4 separate regions of the Homo sapiens genome follow, and all the other regions are linked to region 2. Evidence: chromatin contacts called from ENCODE Hi-C or POLR2A ChIA-PET data. All regions are on one chromosome and are shown on one strand. Each heading gives the region's core, a stretch centred on a gene start or an enhancer-like site at or near the end of the contact. The rest is flanking DNA. Distances are from core to core; before and after follow the strand shown. Region 1 has its middle 33 kb from the start of CCR2. Region 2 overlaps LRRC2 (leucine rich repeat containing 2). Region 3 holds the start of CCRL2 (C-C motif chemokine receptor like 2). Region 4 holds the start of CCR5 (C-C motif chemokine receptor 5).

Evidence for each region. Hi-C counts contacts between places; a loop is a spot of excess contacts on that map. ChIA-PET counts read pairs that join two places held with the same protein, here RNA polymerase II (POLR2A). Pooled maps may share reads with other maps.
Region 1: a map with no recorded cell type shows a loop between it and region 2 (9-fold over the local background). The contact joins two enhancer-like sites. A Hi-C loop is called at or near these places in 1 of 37 single-sample maps with no recorded cell type and 4 of 50 pooled maps. POLR2A ChIA-PET finds 5 or more read pairs at or near these places in 3 of 52 experiments (PC-9, activated B cell and activated CD4-positive, alpha-beta memory T cell).
Region 3: a map of naive thymus-derived CD4-positive, alpha-beta T cell shows a loop between it and region 2 (9-fold over the local background). The contact joins the promoter of CCRL2 here to the enhancer-like site in region 2. A Hi-C loop is called at or near these places in 1 of 168 maps with a recorded cell type or tissue (naive thymus-derived CD4-positive, alpha-beta T cell) and 8 of 50 pooled maps. POLR2A ChIA-PET finds 5 or more read pairs at or near these places in 5 of 52 experiments (CD4-positive, alpha-beta T cell, OCI-LY7, activated CD4-positive, alpha-beta memory T cell and 2 more).
Region 4: a map with no recorded cell type shows a loop between it and region 2 (10-fold over the local background). The contact joins the promoter of CCR5 here to the enhancer-like site in region 2. A Hi-C loop is called at or near these places in 3 of 37 single-sample maps with no recorded cell type and 7 of 50 pooled maps. POLR2A ChIA-PET finds 5 or more read pairs at or near these places in 2 of 52 experiments (activated CD4-positive, alpha-beta memory T cell and activated CD8-positive, alpha-beta T cell).

The regions. Positions count from the first base shown.
Region 1 is chr3:46,319,346-46,322,810 of GRCh38, forward strand. No RefSeq gene overlaps it. Among named protein-coding and RNA genes, the nearest start is that of CCR2, 33 kb to the right of the region's middle. Within about 2 kb of position 2,211, at least 3 of the 41 ENCODE cell types and tissues checked have a DNase peak (open chromatin) inside an H3K27ac peak, as active enhancers do.
Region 2 is chr3:46,537,134-46,540,350 of GRCh38, forward strand. It overlaps LRRC2 (leucine rich repeat containing 2), which reads right to left. Exons shown (of 9, transcript NM_024512.5): 4 at 1,912-2,068. Among named protein-coding and RNA genes, the nearest start is that of LRRC2-AS1, 19 kb to the right of the region's middle. RefSeq lists an enhancer at 1,929-1,988. Within about 2 kb of position 1,783, at least 16 of the 41 ENCODE cell types and tissues checked have a DNase peak (open chromatin) inside an H3K27ac peak, as active enhancers do; they include CD4-positive, alpha-beta T cell and OCI-LY7, where a contact is called at or near this core.
Region 3 is chr3:46,405,950-46,409,083 of GRCh38, forward strand. CCRL2 (C-C motif chemokine receptor like 2) reads left to right here and starts at 1,310. Exons shown (of 2, transcript NM_003965.5): 1 at 1,310-1,553; 2 at 2,119-3,134. The coding sequence starts at 2,131. CCR5AS (CCR5 antisense RNA) reads right to left here and starts at 1,117. Exons shown (of 4, transcript NR_125406.2): 1 at 948-1,117.
Region 4 is chr3:46,369,148-46,372,404 of GRCh38, forward strand. CCR5 (C-C motif chemokine receptor 5) reads left to right here and starts at 1,799. Exons shown (of 2, transcript NM_001394783.1): 1 at 1,799-1,841. CCR5AS (CCR5 antisense RNA) reads right to left here. Exons shown (of 4, transcript NR_125406.2): 3 at 2,097-2,270.

The DNA of each region.
Region 1 (3,465 bases), core at 961-3,460, 220 kb before region 2:
TTTCAAGTGCTTATTGGCCATTTTCTTCTTTGGAGAAATGTCTATGCAAGTCCTTTGCTCATTTTTTAATCCAGTTGCTTTTTGTTATTCTTTTTGATTTGAAAGTGTTCTTTATACCTCTTGTATACTAATCCCTTATCAGATATGATTTATAAATATTTTCTTCTTTTCCATGGATTGCCCTTTTTACTCTGTTGATAGTGTTCTTTGATACAAAATAATTTTTAATTTGAATGAAGCCCAATTAATCTATTTTTGTTTCTTTTGTTGCCTGTGCTTTTGGTGTCCTATCCAAGAAACTGTTGCCAAATCCAATGTCATAAAGCTTTTTCCCATGCTTCCTTCTAAGAGTTTTGTAGTTACAGCTCTTGTATTTAGGTATTTGACTATTTTGAGTTAATTTTTGTACATCGTATAAAATAAGAATCCAATTTTTATTTTATTTTACTTTTTGTATGTGGATATCCAATTTCCCCACCACCATTCATTGAAAAGACTGTCCTTTTCCTATCGAATGGTCTTGGCACCCTTGTAAAACATAATTTGACCATATATGTGAGGGTTTATTTCTGGGCTCTCTATTCTATTCTATTCTATTCTATTCTATTCTATTCTATTCTATTCTATTCTATTCTATTCTATTCTATTCTATTGGTCCCTATGTCTTTCTTTATTCTAGTACCACCATTTTGCTCATCATAACTTTGTAGTAAGTTTTGAAGTCAGGAATCGTAAGACCTCCAGCTTTGTTCATTTTCAAGGTTGTTTTGATTATTCAAGGTCCCTTGATAGTCCATATGAATTTCAGGATGGATTTTTCTATTTCTGCAAAAAAAAAAAAAAAAAAAAAAAAAATCATTGAAATTTTTAAACAGATTGCATTAAATCTGTAGATTGTTTTGGGTAGTATTGACATTTAACAACATTAAATCTTCCAATCAATGAACTAGGCTATTTTTATTTATTTTTTCTGTTTCTTTGAGCTACTTTTGTAGTTTTCAGTGTATAAGTTTTTGCTACCTGGTTAGGTATACTTCTAAGTATTTTCTACTTTTTGATGCTATTGCACATTGAATCGTTTTCTTAATTTGGTGGTAGCGGGGATTGTGCATTGTTAGTACATAAAAATGCAACTCATTTTTTGTGTGTTGATTTTGTATCCTGCAGCTTTAACAAATTCATGTTAGTTCTAACAGACTTATTCTATGAATCATTAGGGTTTTCTACATAAAAGATCATGTCACCTACAAACAGAGATAATTTTACTCCACCCCTTCCCGTTGCAATGCCTTTTATGTCTTTTTCTTGCCTAATTGTTCTGGCTAAGACTTCCACTACCATGTTGAATAGAAGTGGTGAAAGTAGACATCCTTGTCTTGTTCCAATCTTAGAGCCAAAGCTTTCAGTCTTTCACGGCCTGAAAGACTTTGTAATATGTTCTCAAGGTTAAAGAACTTCAGAAGTTTTCTAAGCAAGAGACCATTTTATTAACTTAGTTGGCAGCAATTCTGAGAGATTAGAATGAAAAGATAGAGGATAAGAAGTATCTGGCAGGTATAATATATTGAGTGTGCTGAATATACTTTTAGTTTTGTATAGGTGTTAAAAAATGGCAAAGGAGGCCGGGCGTGGTGGCTCACGCCTGTAATCCCAGCACTTTGGGAGGCCGAGGCGGGCAGATCATGAGGTCAGGAGATCGAGACCATCCTGGCTAAAACAGTGAAACCCTATCTCTACTAAAAATACAAAAAACTCGCTGGGCGTGGTGGTGGACACCTGTAGTCCCAGCTACTCGGGAGGCTGAGGCAGGAGAATGGTGTGAACCTGGAAGGTGGAGCTTGCAGTGAGCCGAGATCACGCCACTGCACTCCAGCCTGGGCGACAGAGAGAGACTCCGTCTCAAAAGAAAAAAAAAATGGCAAAGGAAAGAATGAAAAATAAAGCAAGGTCCCAGAAGAGGCCAAAAATCTTAATCAAAATTGACTGAACATTACGGAATGAAATGGTTTTTCCTTTACTCCAATTAACGACTTCACAAGAAGATTCCATCCTCGTTTATAAGATTAACCCAAAACCAGCACTTAAAACCAGAAGCCTTGAAAGGATGGAGTTTGGGGACCCTTCTCATGTCTATTCCCAGAAGGGGGTCTTCTTCTGGGGTCCTGTCCCCTAAAGAGCTAGGCAAAAAGTATGCTTGCCACATCTGTTGAAAGATAGAAAGTTGGTCTAAAAATACATGAGAGGGAACTGAAACATTTCAGAGAAGGCAAGACTCAGAAGTAAGAAACCAAAAGAGGAAGGTAAAATTCTAGTTACAAAGAAAAGAGGAATGGAAATTAAATTGTCTTACAGAGAAAATCCAGAACTGCCCCCTCTTCCCTTACTACTCCATCAAAAAAGGGGAAAAATAGTCAATGGGAAAGTTTTGAGAAAAATAGATCTCTGCATTCTTCTGGTTGAGAATTCAGACAACTTGAACTAGAGAGCTGGGTAATTTCTTGACTAAAGGTGTGTTAGATCTGAAAGGGTTTTTCTTAAAATTGTCTGTGTTCATCCCTCCCATCTTAGAGAGGAACACAGGATAAGAGACCTCTGGAGCTCCCCCAGGGTCACCGAGCTAATAGGATCAGAGACAAAGCTACAAAGTCATTTTCTGACATCTCTCCAGGGCTCTTTTTTTCTGGACCCCCCATATCAACATGATGTATTTATTACATTGGATTAGCAACTCTCCTTGAGCTTTCCTCAGTACCAGGTTTACATCTCAGTCTGTGGGTCTCAGAGAAAGTACCCAATCAGCAGCAACATTACCTGGAAACTCATCAGAAGTGCCCCTCCTCAGCCCCACCCCAGATCTATGCAATCAGAAACTCTGGAAATGCAGGCCAGTCCTAACAAGCCCACCAGGGAATTCTGGTGCACTAAGGTTTGAGATCCACTGATCAAAGAAATAATATTCCTTTTCTTCATTATAATAGCATGAATAATAACTAACATGTATTTCACAATTTACAAAAGAGCTTTATGCTCTTGTTAAATTTGAGGGTAGTCTTCTCAAAATCTCTGTGAGGCTAGAAAGTCAGATATTGAAACACCTGTTTTATGGGTTCAAAGATAGGTTCAAAAGAGAGTAAATGATTGTTGGGGTGGCAGGTCCAGAGAGGGCAGGATCAAAACTGCAATTGAGTCTTCTGCCTTATAAACCAGCATAGCTTCCCCAAGGCACGTCACTTCTCGATAAAATGGTGACAACTAGAGTGTCCTTTCAGATCATTCTTAGAAGCATGGAGTGCTAGGTCAATTGTGTAATTGATGAGGAAATAATAATACTAAGAACTCCCATCTTCTACGTCCTTATATACAATCCTGTCAGGTAGAAGCTGAGTCTCAGAGAGAACAAGTTGCCCTCCCAGGACCACCAGGTAAGCTCGGCATAGCTGTGCTTAGAATGTAGGCTGTCTGGCT
Region 2 (3,217 bases), core at 533-3,032:
TGTTTGTTTTGAGACAGGGTCTCACCCTGTCACCCAGGCTGGAGTGATGGCTGGTGCCATCACCGCTCACTGCAGCCTCAACCTCCTGGGCTCAAGCGATCCTCCCACAGGCACACGCCATCATGCCTGGCTAATGTTTTACTTTTTGTAGAGATGGGGTTTTGCCATGTTGCCCGGGCTGGTCTCAAACTCCTAGGCTCAAGTGATCTGCCTGCCTCAGCCTCCCAAAGTGCTGGGATTCCAGGCATGAGCCACCGCCTCCAGCCTAAAAAGGGTTTTTAAAAGTAACTCAGTCCTCAGAAACTCTATCCAGTTATTTAAATATACCATGAGCTTGCCCAAAAATGACCTGCAAATAGTGAAATCTGGCTTCTAGCCCAGGCTCTGAAGAAGTTCCTTAGTGTAATATGTAAATGATAATGATTCAGTCAGTTAATGATTCAGTCAGTGGGTCTCTCCAATTTGCAAAATAAAGGGGCAGGAGGTAAATGACCCCTTACATGTCAAAAATGGTACTTTTCAGTCATAGAAATTCTAAGGTCCTTTCTACCTTTCCAGAAACTAGGCAAGGAAACAGAAGTACTTATCCTTGTTGGGTCTAAAATTTGATTTTACCCTGCTTAGAAGCTAATAAATTTTGCCTATTCCTGTTTCATGGATACCGACAGAAGACACGAGGCTCCTGGTCCAACACAGCATACTGATGTGAGTTGCACTTACAGCTAAGTTTACCAAGCGTGATGCAGATGGCCTGGATAGATGCTATGCACATATACATCACAGCTGAGAACCCTGAGCTTGGGGAACCCACCACTTTTACAGCAAGTGGTTAGCAAGGCTGCTCTTTGCCTGGGAGCAGGTGTCTCCTCATCCCTCAAGGTTAGTACATGCATATGCATCCCCAAGATCGGCCTGGGTAAGAGGGTGGTCAGAGCCTTGTAGTCTTGACACAGCCAGCAAGACATGTATGAACACCAGAGGCTCCACAAGCCACCTGTCCCACAGGGTCTTGGCTTCTGGTAAATTTTCACATAACTATGCGAAACCACTGGTCCCAGGGCACATGTGTAAGAATGGAGCTCCATGCAGCTCCAGACCTTCACTCCTTGCACCCCAGGAAAAAGAGAAGCAATAATGATCACTGTCATTTTCATTTTAAGATAACACAACTGAATAATGACTGAGAATTATAAAATTTTGATCCATCAAAAAGACATCAGGCTGGTTACTGTGGCTCATGCCTGTAATCCCAGCACTTTGGGAAGCCGAGGCAGGCAGAGCACCTGAGGTCAGGAGTTTGAGACCAGCCTGGTCAACATGGTGAAACCCCTTCTCTACTAAAAAAAAAAATACAAAATCAGCTGGTGGCACGTGACTGTAACCCTAGCTACTTGGGAGGCTGAGGCAGGAGAATCACTTGAACCAGGGAGGCAGAGGTTGCAGTGAGCCGAGATTGTGCCATTGCACTCCAGCTGGGGCAACAAGAGCGAAACTCCGTCTCAAGGAAAAGAAAAAAAAAGACAACATAAGCTAAACTAGATTTATCAATGGACTAATGTATAAGAGCAATACATTACATTTCTAATAAGCATACTGCACGTTTATAGGTTTAAAACAAAAAGAAAATAAACACAGAGTTCCTAAATAAAATATTGCTCACTCATGAAACTTCTGGTTTCTGAGCAATTGGCAAGTGTCCTGTGTGCTGAGTTATACAGGCGAGACGCCGACCTCACCACCCAAAGGGATGCTGCAAACAAGCAGCTCTGGGGAGCCTCCAAACGGCCCTGCCCAACCACTTCCTGGGGAAGCTGGAGAGGAAACACGGTGTCTGCACAGTGTCTGTCACCTGCCTGACAGCTGCCTGCTTAACACACCAGAGGCCCGAAGACCCCTGCTAAGTTGACATACCGATTTCTGCTGGAAGATGTGAGATTTGGTTTTTTGGCAGATCCAGAATTCTCATCGCTTGAAATAACTGAATATATGTAGGAATGATTTGAATCAAGGTATTGCTTATGTACCATTCTCTCAGGTGTGTCTGCTCCTTCAATGAATCTGGGAGCTCCTAAAATAGAAAGAATGACATCAATCAGAACTAGCTCCTCCGTGTGCACAAAGCCGTGTAAAACCAAGCATTTATTTTAAAACAGGAAGTGAGAAAGCAGACACGAGAGCATAAAACTTAACCACCAGCACTCCAGCCATTTCAAAAAGAAACCAAAGACACCGCAGTTGTCGTCAACTTCACAACAGTATATTAGCCCTATTTCAAAACTGCCGTGAATTCATGATGTTATTAAAATTAAATCCTAGTGAACACAAAAAACCAGACTCACACTTAGAGCCACAATGTGTATTATTTATTTGCAACATACCAACTTAACATCCCCTAAGGTCTGTCTATACATTCGATTTCAAAATTTGTGCTTCGTTTCCCTTTGTCTGTAGTTGCTTTTAGAAATACTTGATAAACCTCTAATATTTGCTGTACCACATTTCCAAATATTCTTAAGAGTCTATGAAAGGGAAAAAGCATGAGAAAGACAGTCAGCTGGGACACCTGAGTTCCGGCCCAGGCCCTGCCATTTTCCAGTCACGCCACCTCCCTGGGTCTCCACTGCTGAAATGACATTGATGAACTCAGTGTCCAAGGCCTCCCCTAGCTCAAGTGTTCTGGGATAAAACTGTAAAGGTGTCAAGCAAGAAGCGTTTAAAGACTTTAAGGAGGCTATTTGTCCAGCTGAAGAAATCTAATTCACCGAGAGTTACCGAGCCCCCATTGCAGGTGAGGGGTGCTCAGCACTGAGGGGTGGGGCAAAGACGAGACACACAGGTCCCCTGACCTCAGAAGCTGACCACAACGCACCATCAGCAAAGTGGCTGGAGCACAGGGTGGAGGTGGGATGAGGTGTGGAAAACTCCATGGCAGTTGAAGGGGAGGTGGAGGGAGCAATGGAGTCCATAGTGATCCTTCTTTTTTGTACTTGGTACTTGTAATGTGCTTTACAACCATTGCCCTCCTGTGTGTGGGTTAAGCTGTTAACTTGCAAAAGTGCTTTCACTCTAGTATTATCTCATGCAACAGTACCATAAGATAGGCAAAGTGGGCCGGGCACAGTGGCTCACGCCTGTAATCCCAGCAATTTGGGAGGCCAAGGCGGGTGAATCACCTGAGGTCAGGAGTTCGAGACCAGCCTGGCCAACATGGTGAAAC
Region 3 (3,134 bases), core at 60-2,559, 130 kb before region 2:
ACCGCAGCCTCCAACTCCTGGGCTCACGTGAACATCCCACCTTGGCCTCTGGAATGTCTGGGATTACAGGCACTTGCCACTGCATCTGGCTAATTTTTATATTGTTTATAGATCCGGGATCTCACTATGTTGCCCAGGCTGGCCTCAAACTCCTGGGCTCAAGCGACCCTCCCACCTCATACTTCTGAGTAGCTGGGGCTGTAGGAATGCGCCTCAGTGCCAGGCTAGTTTCTTAATTTTCTATTTCTATTTTGACAGGTACAAATTTTGTATTCAATCCTACCTCAGACACATCTTTGGTGGGAAAAGGATGTCATTTAATCAATATATAAATTCTAAGCAAATAGGTCTGATCCCCAAATTAGGTTAGTCACAGCTGCTGAGTCGTTGACCCAAGAGAAGCTCATCTAGATTTTTTCATTATTTTCAAGTTCCTCTTCTCGGTTCGTCCTTCTTCCAGACCGTGCCCTCCCCGTCCCACTCTCTTCCCACAGCCTCCCCTCCCCACAGCCTCCTCCCACCATTCCAAATCTGGGCTGTTCTCTCAATTTCCTTCTCTCTGGACTCAAACCTACCCTAGCCCCCAGCCTCAGTTTGGGGTTAAACTTGTCCTCCTCACATTCTCTCCCACCCAACTTGATGTCGCCTCTGTGTCATCACCACGGGATTTTCCTCCTCTGGGTTCTCCTTTTCCGAGTGGGGTCAGCTCCCCCATGAGTCACAGCACCAATCACTTCTGGCTGCTTGCAAACCCCTTTGCTTTCCTCAGTGTTGACACCCAGGGCAGCCCTATGCTCACTGCCGCTGAGACCCCACCTCTGCCCCTGGCCTTTTCCCAGCTGACATCACCCTGTGGCTTCCATTTTCCTAAAATTCTCTTTTGAGGCCTCAGTCTTAACCAAAGCACACAGTGCCCCTCAAAAATGACAATAAAAACCCAAACACACCGTGACTGTCATGGCAGGTTCCTGGTCCCCGTATTGAATCAGCGGGTGGGTTTCTGCGAACACTGGTGAGAGGCCGCATTAGAGGGTCAGGACCCTCAGGTCTGGACTCGTGGTCACCACATACCTTCCTCCCTGCTGACAGTAGCTGGTACCTGTTACCTACTCAGAGTGTCACATGCCACAAGCCAGAGCGTCTTGGCAGTTCTCAGCACCTTGACATCACTTCCTTGCTACCACTCAGAGCGGCAGTGACACAGTTCCCTTATCTCAGAAGGCCAGAAGACGGCTGTCAAAGGTCACAGGGAAATCAAAGGCGGGGTACAGGGCCAGAGGGAGGAGGAAACAACTTCCCGGTTGCTTTCAGACGCTTCAGAGATCCTCTGGAGGCCTGGGGGAGCTTTTGAGTACTTTATTTCAGTTGGTCCCTGAGCTCGGTGAGTGGGGCGGGTAGAGCCACCAGGGGAATCAACAGTGGTTTCTCGTGCCCCTCAGGGTCAGGAGCAGTCTGATCAAAAGGAGGGCATCCACTGTCCGGGGCCATTCCCACAGCTCCCGGATGCTGGGTCTGGAGGCTGCGCCCTTCCCCTGCAGGAGCTCAGCCCAGTGGTAAGTCATCTGTGTGTCATCTATGTATTTAACCCCTTATGGCCATGTTGATGCTGAGCATGGTTTCACTTTTGCAAACATTTATTTATACCCTTCGAGAGAAAAACGTCTCAGCTGTCACAGGAAGCTGCTTCGGGGGGTGAGCAAACTTTTTAAAATGCAGAAATTATGATCTACACCCGTTTCTTAAAAGTAAGCCATCGTACTTGGTTCTCTTTAATTATATATTTTCTTACATATTGTGTTCATGTAGGCAAGTCCTGTTTCTGCTAAAAGAAGGTAAGTTCTACCAAGGCGGTGTCATGCCAGCTTTATTTCCCGTGGCACCTGGCACACTGCTAAGCACTTACATGCTTAACAACTAGATTGGGAATGGTGCTGCTCTGGGGAAGTGGGCACACGTTAAAGAAATGTTTATTTCAGTCTTCTGAAATAGGGAATTACTCTGGCTAAAATGTAGCTCCAGAAAGGGAAAGTGGGGCTGTATGAATCCAGGTCCAGTTTGTTGTTTCCTCCAGGATAAGGCAGCTGTCGGAGGGGAAAATCATCTCCCATTTCTCCACAGGGCAGTCTGAAGATGGCCAATTACACGCTGGCACCAGAGGATGAATATGATGTCCTCATAGAAGGTGAACTGGAGAGCGATGAGGCAGAGCAATGTGACAAGTATGACGCCCAGGCACTCTCAGCCCAGCTGGTGCCATCACTCTGCTCTGCTGTGTTTGTGATCGGTGTCCTGGACAATCTCCTGGTTGTGCTTATCCTGGTAAAATATAAAGGACTCAAACGCGTGGAAAATATCTATCTTCTAAACTTGGCAGTTTCTAACTTGTGTTTCTTGCTTACCCTGCCCTTCTGGGCTCATGCTGGGGGCGATCCCATGTGTAAAATTCTCATTGGACTGTACTTCGTGGGCCTGTACAGTGAGACATTTTTCAATTGCCTTCTGACTGTGCAAAGGTACCTAGTGTTTTTGCACAAGGGAAACTTTTTCTCAGCCAGGAGGAGGGTGCCCTGTGGCATCATTACAAGTGTCCTGGCATGGGTAACAGCCATTCTGGCCACTTTGCCTGAATTCGTGGTTTATAAACCTCAGATGGAAGACCAGAAATACAAGTGTGCATTTAGCAGAACTCCCTTCCTGCCAGCTGATGAGACATTCTGGAAGCATTTTCTGACTTTAAAAATGAACATTTCGGTTCTTGTCCTCCCCCTATTTATTTTTACATTTCTCTATGTGCAAATGAGAAAAACACTAAGGTTCAGGGAGCAGAGGTATAGCCTTTTCAAGCTTGTTTTTGCCATAATGGTAGTCTTCCTTCTGATGTGGGCGCCCTACAATATTGCATTTTTCCTGTCCACTTTCAAAGAACACTTCTCCCTGAGTGACTGCAAGAGCAGCTACAATCTGGACAAAAGTGTTCACATCACTAAACTCATCGCCACCACCCACTGCTGCATCAACCCTCTCCTGTATGCGTTTCTTGATGGGACATTTAGCAAATACCTCTGCCGCTGTTTCCATCTGCGTAGTAACACCCCACTTCAACCCAGGGGGCAGTCTGCACAAGGCACATCGAG
Region 4 (3,257 bases), core at 549-3,048, 170 kb before region 2:
ATCATTCCCTCTCCACCACAGGCATATTGAGTAAGTTTGTATTTGGGTTTTTTTAAAACCTCCACTCTACAGTTAAGAAAACTAAGGCACAGAGCTTCAATAATTTGGTCAGAGCCAAGTAGCAGTAATGAAGCTGGAGGTTAAACCCAGCAGCATGACTGCAGTTCTTAATCAATGCCTTTTGAATTGCACATATGGGATGAACTAGAACATTTTCTCGATGATTCGCTGTCCTTGTTATGATTATGTTACTGAGCTCTGTTGTAGCACAGACATATGTCCCTATATGGGGCGGGGGTGGGGGTGTCTTGATCGCTGGGCTATTTCTATACTGTTCTGGCTTTTCCCAAGCAGTCATTTCTTTCTATTCTCCAAGCACCAGCAATTAGCTTTACCTTTTCAGCTTCTAGTTTGCTGAAACTAATCTGCTATAGACAGAGACTCCGGTGAACCAATTTTATTAGGATTTGATCAAATAAACTCTCTCTGACAAAGGACTGCTGAAAGAGTAACTAAGAGTTTGATGTTTACTGAGTGCATAGTATGTGCTAGATGCTGGCCGTGGATGCCTCATAGAATCCTCCCAACAACTCATGAAATGACTACTGTCATTCAGCCCAATACCCAGACGAGAAAGCTGAGGGTAAGACAGGTTTCAAGCTTGGCAGTCTGACTACAGAGGCCACTGGCTTAGCCCCTGGGTTAGTCTGCCTCTGTAGGATTGGGGGCACGTAATTTTGCTGTTTGGGGTCTCATTTGCCTTCTTAGAGATCACAAGCCAAAGCTTTTTATTCTAGAGCCAAGGTCACGGAAGCCCAGAGGGCATCTTGTGGCTCGGGAGTAGCTCTCTGCTGTCTTCTCAGCTCTGCTGACAATACTTGAGATTTTCAGATGTCACCAACCGCCAAGAGAGCTTGATATGACTGTATATAGTATAGTCATAAAGAACCTGAACTTGACCATATACTTATGTCATGTGGAAAATTTCTCATAGCTTCAGATAGATTATATCTGGAGTGAAGAATCCTGCCACCTATGTATCTGGCATAGTGTGAGTCCTCATAAATGCTTACTGGTTTGAAGGGCAACAAAATAGTGAACAGAGTGAAAATCCCCACTAAGATCCTGGGTCCAGAAAAAGATGGGAAACCTGTTTAGCTCACCCGTGAGCCCATAGTTAAAACTCTTTAGACAACAGGTTGTTTCCGTTTACAGAGAACAATAATATTGGGTGGTGAGCATCTGTGTGGGGGTTGGGGTGGGATAGGGGATACGGGGAGAGTGGAGAAAAAGGGGACACAGGGTTAATGTGAAGTCCAGGATCCCCCTCTACATTTAAAGTTGGTTTAAGTTGGCTTTAATTAATAGCAACTCTTAAGATAATCAGAATTTTCTTAACCTTTTAGCCTTACTGTTGAAAAGCCCTGTGATCTTGTACAAATCATTTGCTTCTTGGATAGTAATTTCTTTTACTAAAATGTGGGCTTTTGACTAGATGAATGTAAATGTTCTTCTAGCTCTGATATCCTTTATTCTTTATATTTTCTAACAGATTCTGTGTAGTGGGATGAGCAGAGAACAAAAACAAAATAATCCAGTGAGAAAAGCCCGTAAATAAACCTTCAGACCAGAGATCTATTCTCTAGCTTATTTTAAGCTCAACTTAAAAAGAAGAACTGTTCTCTGATTCTTTTCGCCTTCAATACACTTAATGATTTAACTCCACCCTCCTTCAAAAGAAACAGCATTTCCTACTTTTATACTGTCTATATGATTGATTTGCACAGCTCATCTGGCCAGAAGAGCTGAGACATCCGTTCCCCTACAAGAAACTCTCCCCGGTAAGTAACCTCTCAGCTGCTTGGCCTGTTAGTTAGCTTCTGAGATGAGTAAAAGACTTTACAGGAAACCCATAGAAGACATTTGGCAAACACCAAGTGCTCATACAATTATCTTAAAATATAATCTTTAAGATAAGGAAAGGGTCACAGTTTGGAATGAGTTTCAGACGGTTATAACATCAAAGATACAAAACATGATTGTGAGTGAAAGACTTTAAAGGGAGCAATAGTATTTTAATAACTAACAATCCTTACCTCTCAAAAGAAAGATTTGCAGAGAGATGAGTCTTAGCTGAAATCTTGAAATCTTATCTTCTGCTAAGGAGAACTAAACCCTCTCCAGTGAGATGCCTTCTGAATATGTGCCCACAAGAAGTTGTGTCTAAGTCTGGTTCTCTTTTTTCTTTTTCCTCCAGACAAGAGGGAAGCCTAAAAATGGTCAAAATTAATATTAAATTACAAACGCCAAATAAAATTTTCCTCTAATATATCAGTTTCATGGCACAGTTAGTATATAATTCTTTATGGTTCAAAATTAAAAATGAGCTTTTCTAGGGGCTTCTCTCAGCTGCCTAGTCTAAGGTGCAGGGAGTTTGAGACTCACAGGGTTTAATAAGAGAAAATTCTCAGCTAGAGCAGCTGAACTTAAATAGACTAGGCAAGACAGCTGGTTATAAGACTAAACTACCCAGAATGCATGACATTCATCTGTGGTGGCAGACGAAACATTTTTTATTATATTATTTCTTGGGTATGTATGACAACTCTTAATTGTGGCAACTCAGAAACTACAAACACAAACTTCACAGAAAATGTGAGGATTTTACAATTGGCTGTTGTCATCTATGACCTTCCCTGGGACTTGGGCACCCGGCCATTTCACTCTGACTACATCATGTCACCAAACATCTGATGGTCTTGCCTTTTAATTCTCTTTTCGAGGACTGAGAGGGAGGGTAGCATGGTAGTTAAGAGTGCAGGCTTCCCGCATTCAAAATCGGTTGCTTACTAGCTGTGTGGCTTTGAGCAAGTTACTCACCCTCTCTGTGCTTCAAGGTCCTTGTCTGCAAAATGTGAAAAATATTTCCTGCCTCATAAGGTTGCCCTAAGGATTAAATGAATGAATGGGTATGATGCTTAGAACAGTGATTGGCATCCAGTATGTGCCCTCGAGGCCTCTTAATTATTACTGGCTTGCTCATAGTGCATGTTCTTTGTGGGCTAACTCTAGCGTCAATAAAAATGTTAAGACTGAGTTGCAGCCGGGCATGGTGGCTCATGCCTGTAATCCCAGCATTCTAGGAGGCTGAGGCAGGAGGATCGCTTGAGCCCAGGAGTTCGAGACCAGCCTGGGCAACATAGTGTGATCTTGTATCTATAAAAATAAACAAAATTAGCTTGGTGTGGTGGCGCCTG